Regions from separate parts of the Homo sapiens genome. Here region 2 is linked to region 1. Evidence: chromatin loops called from intact Hi-C (ENCODE). Cell type or tissue: A673. All regions are shown on one strand. Each heading gives the region's core, and the rest is flanking DNA. Links, peaks and the distances in the headings are about the cores only.

Evidence for each region. A loop is a pair of places that touch in the nucleus more often than their neighbours do. Peaks named below come from ENCODE experiments on the same cell type or tissue, not always from the same donor. Only the 100,000 strongest peaks of a DNase experiment are listed, where the experiment ranks them.
Region 2: a loop joins it to region 1, with 2.1 times the contacts of the local background. A loop is called at or near these places in 1 of 110 quality-filtered maps.

The regions. Positions count from the first base shown.
Region 1 is chr22:26,844,071-26,846,990 of GRCh38, forward strand. No RefSeq gene overlaps it. Among named protein-coding and RNA genes, the nearest start is that of LINC01422, 58 kb to the right of the region's middle. In A673, for the core only: no CTCF peak of the experiment used is centred there; a DNase peak (open chromatin) is centred at 1,491; H3K4me3 peaks cover 524 bases; H3K27ac peaks cover 1,805 bases.
Region 2 is chr22:27,062,001-27,064,920 of GRCh38, forward strand. No RefSeq gene overlaps it. Among named protein-coding and RNA genes, the nearest start is that of LINC01422, 160 kb to the left of the region's middle. In A673, for the core only: no CTCF peak of the experiment used is centred there; a DNase peak (open chromatin) is centred at 1,591; H3K27ac peaks cover 1,446 bases.

The sequences.
Region 1 (2,920 bases), core at 153-2,652:
CTTTCTTGTGCGGAGCTCTGGCCACACGCCAAATGGTAATCATCAGCTTTCTTTGCCGGTCTTCCTTGAAGGTAGAAGTTGGGTCTGGTGAAACTCTGTCTCCGTAGACCCTGGCATGCTGCTTCATACATATATGTGGAATGAAGGGGTGAAAGCGTGGGAGAAAAGGGCTTCTGGCCCCTGCTCCAAGGAGCTCCCACAATGATCATGGGCATTTCGATGGAAGGGACGTCTACACTGCACTGCTCTATAAGAAACTTTGCACAACAATCAAACTTAATGCTTGCAACGAGGCTAAGCAGATCTATATCTGTAGATCATGATCTATACTAATAACACTCCTTCTATTTAAAAAACTATATTCTGATTACAAATGCAATACATGCTCATTGCAGTAAATTGGGAAATTTAAAAAAAAAGAAGAAAAGAAAACTCATCCATAATTCCATCCCCTGGAGATAATTACTATTCTAATTTTTATGTATATCCTTCCAGAGTCTTTTAGAACACATGCACACGTATATTACTTTCTTCTTTTTTTGTTTCAGTAGGGCTCATGTGGCAATATCATTTTTAAACTCACCCAATAACTCTTGAATCCCTACACTGTAAAATATCCCTTGTTCATATTATTTTGACTGGCTGTGTTAGATTTCATGATTTTCAAAAATGCATTTCTGTATTTTTGCCATTTTGGCCTCTTCTTTACAATTTTCAGCCATTCTAAATGATGTTCCTGGAATGCACTGTTTTCATTTCTTTCTGGGCCTTTACATGGACTTTTCCAAGTGGGCTCCTTTTCCCACCCTTCCTTGGGCTCATTCGAGTTCTTTGAGGTCCCAGCCTAGATGTGCCTCCTCCAGGAAGTCTTCCCTGATGCATCCATGGTGGATCAGATGCCCCCTCCTTTCTGTGGCGTGTTCTCCTTCTCTCATCACGACGTGTGAAATGGATGCACATAGACGGCTTACTCCATCCAGGCTGGACTAGGAGTTCCAAGGAGCCCAGGGTCCCATCTTACTCATGGCAGTACAGTGCAGCACAAGTAGGCCATGAATAAGTATTGGAGAGATGTGGAATAAACACTATGACATATGTTTCTACACAGCTACCTGGAATCATCATGAGGAAATACTGGCACCCGCATGTGATACTTGAGCTGAAATGTGATACTTGGGCTTAGCATCCAGTTTCATCTGATTCCAAAGGATTGTTTCCGCTTTGCCATACCTTCTCCATCCCAGCGCCTCGGCTTGTTTTTCCCATTCCTTCCCCCCAGGCTCTCAGCTTCTGGGACAGGCCAGGGGCAGAGGAAAAGGAGTCAGGGAGAGGCCTCTGCAACCTGGGAAGTAGAGGGCATCACCTGCTCTGGCAGGAGGCGAACTGGGAAGACTCCTGTGCTGACAGCATTTCCTGTTACTCTCCTCCGGGGGAGAAGTTGGCCTCCTTCCCTCTTGCTGGGGACTCACAAAATCCGATTTGAAATCTACTCAAGTGTACATTAACCAACTTCCTCTTGGCACCGGCTGGGGAGCCTATAATTAGAGCAGACACCATACCATTTAGTGGGTTTCATTCACATGAAAAGAAAGTGTACTTGCAGAGGGAGACGGCTTCAGAAGCAAACTTCTGGGAACATTCTCCAGAGAATTTATGCTTGCAGTGTATCCAAAGGACCCACAGGCCAACTGCGTTTCTAAGTGCAGAGGTTATGGCCGGCTGGACTTGGGTGGGGTGGTGATACCCTGTCGTCCTGAAACACACAGGGCTTGGAATTGGGCACACTTGTATTCAAATCCCTGCTCAAGACTCAGGTAAGCAATGCAACTTCTGTAAGGCAGTTTCCTGATCTGTGCATCTGGGACAGTATCCATTAGCAATCTCACAGGGTTATGTTGTCTAGGTGTAAATGAGATGGTGGAGATATAGATGTATATGCCAGAGAAGGTTCTCTATAATAACAATACTTACTACTACTGTGAAAACCACTACCACTAACAAAATAACCAGTATGTATTGAGTACTTACTACATTCAACATCCAGTTCTAACACTTTGGATGCATGAACTAGGTTAGTTTCACAACAATTCCATATGGTAAATAATATTAATGTCTTCATTATACATTTGGGGAAAGTGAGTAACAAGGAAATTATGCCACTTGCACATGATCACAGGCTGATAGCTTTTTACTAATATTTCAGGGGATGGAAGAAAACGTGATGGTATAAGACAGCATATGGGTTGACTCATGGAATGTATAAGCTCATCAATGCTAAGAATCACATTTTTCTTATTATGGTACTGGGACCCAGAAAAGGGAGAGAGTTCAAGATAAACTCTCATTTTTGGATGTACCTAATATAATCTAGGGGCTTTTACAGGGATGATTTTATTTTGTTCTTGTCTCCTGGAGATTGCAGGTGTGAAAGAATAGATTCAGAGAGCAGCAGTGTATCTTGCACGAGGTCATGCAGAGCTGTGGTTACAACCCTGGTCGGTCTAATTACAAGTTAATTACTCTTTTTACAATGTTGCAAGGTTGCCTGGGTGGATCAGGACTCTTTCAGATGCAGAGGCTAGTTTAAGGGAAGAAGAAAACTTGTTGGATCATTAGTAGGCCTTCAGGCACGGCTGAATCCAAGCGCCTGAATAAAGTACACAGGCATTTATTCTCCAGCCTCTCTTTCCTCTGTGATGACTTCATCCTCAAGTGATTCCTCTCTTCATTGTGGCAAGACCTCTACTTGCTCTTTGGTATCTGGCTGACCACATCCCCCCTCCACCCAGTTTCATTATCTCACCCCAACCTAGAAGACTAGGTGATATAGTGTTCAGGGGCCAGCCTCCCAGGACCCAGAGCAGAACAGAGAATAAAGTAGAATAGACTTGGGGGTTGGGGAGGAAGAAGAATTACCATC
Region 2 (2,920 bases), core at 137-2,636, 220 kb after region 1:
CTGCTGCTGAAACTTTCCATAGCTCACTATTTATCTGCTTTCAGTCAAGTCCGACCATCTCAGCTTGGCAGTTGAACTCCTTCATGACCTGGTTACTTTAAGCCCTTCATCTGCCTCTCCCTCTTCCACTCTATTTTCCAATAATATGTAGAAGTACATTTTACTGTCAGTGTGACACCATACTGTTTCCTGCCTCCCTACTCTGGTTATTGTACCTTCTGCCTCATAGTCCATCCCTGCTTTTCTTCTCTCCCTCTGCAAACTATTTGACCTTCAGTGCTCAGCTCAGATATTTTGTGCCCTGAAAAGGTTTCCCTCTCTTATCTTCTTCCTGTCTCCAACCCCAGGTTGGATAAGGTATTTTATCTGAGCTGCCTATAGGCATCTCATTCTAGTGCTTAATAGTTTACATGGTAATAGTTTACTGACTTTTCTGTCTTGTCAAATGGACAGTGACTCGTTCAAAGGAAGAGACAAGTTTATTCATCAAGCTTTTTGGAAATTTCCCGGCTTGTTGCTTGTTTGATCTGCTGTCTGTAAGTCCCATGAGCGGAGGGGCCTTATGTATTTTGTTTGCCATTGTCATTGCAGTACTTATCACCATGCCTGGCACATAGTCCATGTTCAATCCTTGAATTAATAAATCTGAAATCCCTGCTCATTTTCCTAGATACCTTACTAACCATTATATCCCTACTGCCTAGCAAAATGTCTGGCATGGAAGTGCTCAAGAAATATTTGCTGAATGAACAAATATGTGAATAGAATGAATGACTTCACATATAACTATATCAGTCAGCTGTTGCTGTATAACAAACAGCCACTAAATCTCCATTGCCTACAACCATAAGTATTATTTCTCATCTAGCTTTATTCTGCAAGTAGCTGGGGCAGCCCTGAGCTGCAGGTGGTGCCTGGCTTGACTCTGCATGTCTGTCAGCCTCTGTGTATGAGCAGGTTAGCCAGAACATGCTTCTTTCATGGCAGGGACAGAGATGCAAGAGAAAATGTGGAAACCTGCAATGTTTCTTAAGGTCCCATCCCAGAACTAGCACACTGGCCCTTCCACTTGTATTCCATTGGCCAAAACAAACCATGTGATCATGCCCAATGTGCAGGATCCACCCTGTAGGAGGAGAGGCTGCAAAGTCACATGGCAAAAGGCTGGATAAAGGGAGAGTGAAGAATTGGGGTCAATAATTCAATTCACTCCAATGACCAATCCCAGCATCCAGCGCAGAGAGCTTATAGCACATGGTAACTATTCTCTACGACCACCTAGACAAAGTGACCCTGTGTGGACCACCCCCCACCCTGCCCTAGGTGGCCCTTCCATGTTCAAAACTCTAGAATATCTTTGTACTTTCTGCATGTTACACTCTCCTTCATCCACCACCCTGAAGTTTTCAGTGATTTTCCCAGGCCCTTGTTAAACAATCTCCAGATCTCAGCCCATGGTATTGGTGCACTGGGGCATGTCAGAAGTGTCCCCTCAGCCTGTACTGAAGCACAGAACTTCCTCCTCCCCATCCTTCTCCCGCCCCACGGTGTATGTTGTGAGGGTCCCCCTGATGTTTAATGCATGAGCTCCACATCCTCCCAGCAGCCGCTGCAGACAGATTTTCTCAGCATGGGAACGGCCATGAAATCAGATGACTATACAGGAAGCAGCTCCTCACCCCTCCCCAATTTTTGTGATGCTGCCCTGCTTCAACTCACTTCCAGTTTTGTAATCTATTTTATTAATGTGCCAGAGGCAGAGAAAAATGCGTTTGTAATTTCTCCTTAATGGCTGGTGGAACTTCTTTTTGCTTCCTTTCTGAGCATTTGTTTGTGGTACACACACACACACACAAACACGCACACATACACACACACACACACCAGGTCAGGAGAAATTGAGTGGCAAGGCAGTAGATGTAAAAACACAGAGTCTTGGAATATTTAAGGAGGAAAGGATCTGAGTCCAATGGCTGTCACATTGTGTTCCCAGAGCCCCAGGGTCCCTCAAAATAGCATCAGAGAGTGCTGCAGGGTGAGAAGAAGAAAGAAGGAGGAGGCTGGCAACCCCTCCCTGAACCTTGCTTCAATCAGCGCATCTCTGTTCTTACCTGCTTTGTATATGCAGGAAGCTTGTTTGGAATTAAAGCCTTTGCTGCTGCACAAAATATGAAACAACTCTCATCTCCTGTACCCTTGGTTTCACAGAAAGGGCAGTCCAGTCTCAGAGAGTCTGTGACTTACCCAAAGTCACAAAGTGAGTTAGTGGGTGGAGTGGACTCAGGGACTAGGCCCCAGCTTTCCAATTCCAAACTTGATGCTGTTGTCTGCAAACAGGTTCTATCTCAGAATGCCAAGCATCTTCCCTGAAATGGCTTGATATATGTTTTTTTCACTTCCCTAACACATTGACCATGGATTCTTCTACTAAAGGGAAAAGGCAATGGCAGGGAGGTCTCTTTTCCTTTCCTGTGAAAGAAACAAATACTGAACACCTAGCATGCAACTGGCACTGAACTGCAGGGGCATTGGATGCCTATTACCTAATCAAAACCACAACAGTAGGTGGGCATTACTGTTTCCTATGTTTACAGAGGAGGAAGTTGAGGTTGGGATGGACGAGCCAATTCAAAGACACAGGGCCAGGACATGGTGAAAATGAGATTCAGACATGGGTTCACCTTATGCTAAAGATCCTCATGGACTTTAAGAGCCCAGATCATTCAGATGATAATATATGGTGGCAGTGATCACAGCTGCTGCCAGATCTGAGTGTTTGAGACTGGCACAGGCTGAGTGCTTTACATGCAGAGCTGCCAGGTATAGTTGTGCAGGATGTGGACTGCCGAAGAGCTCCCAACCAAAGAGGCAACTGAGAGCTGAACCCAGTCTTTGGGCTGCTAAGCAGACCGTGGCATAA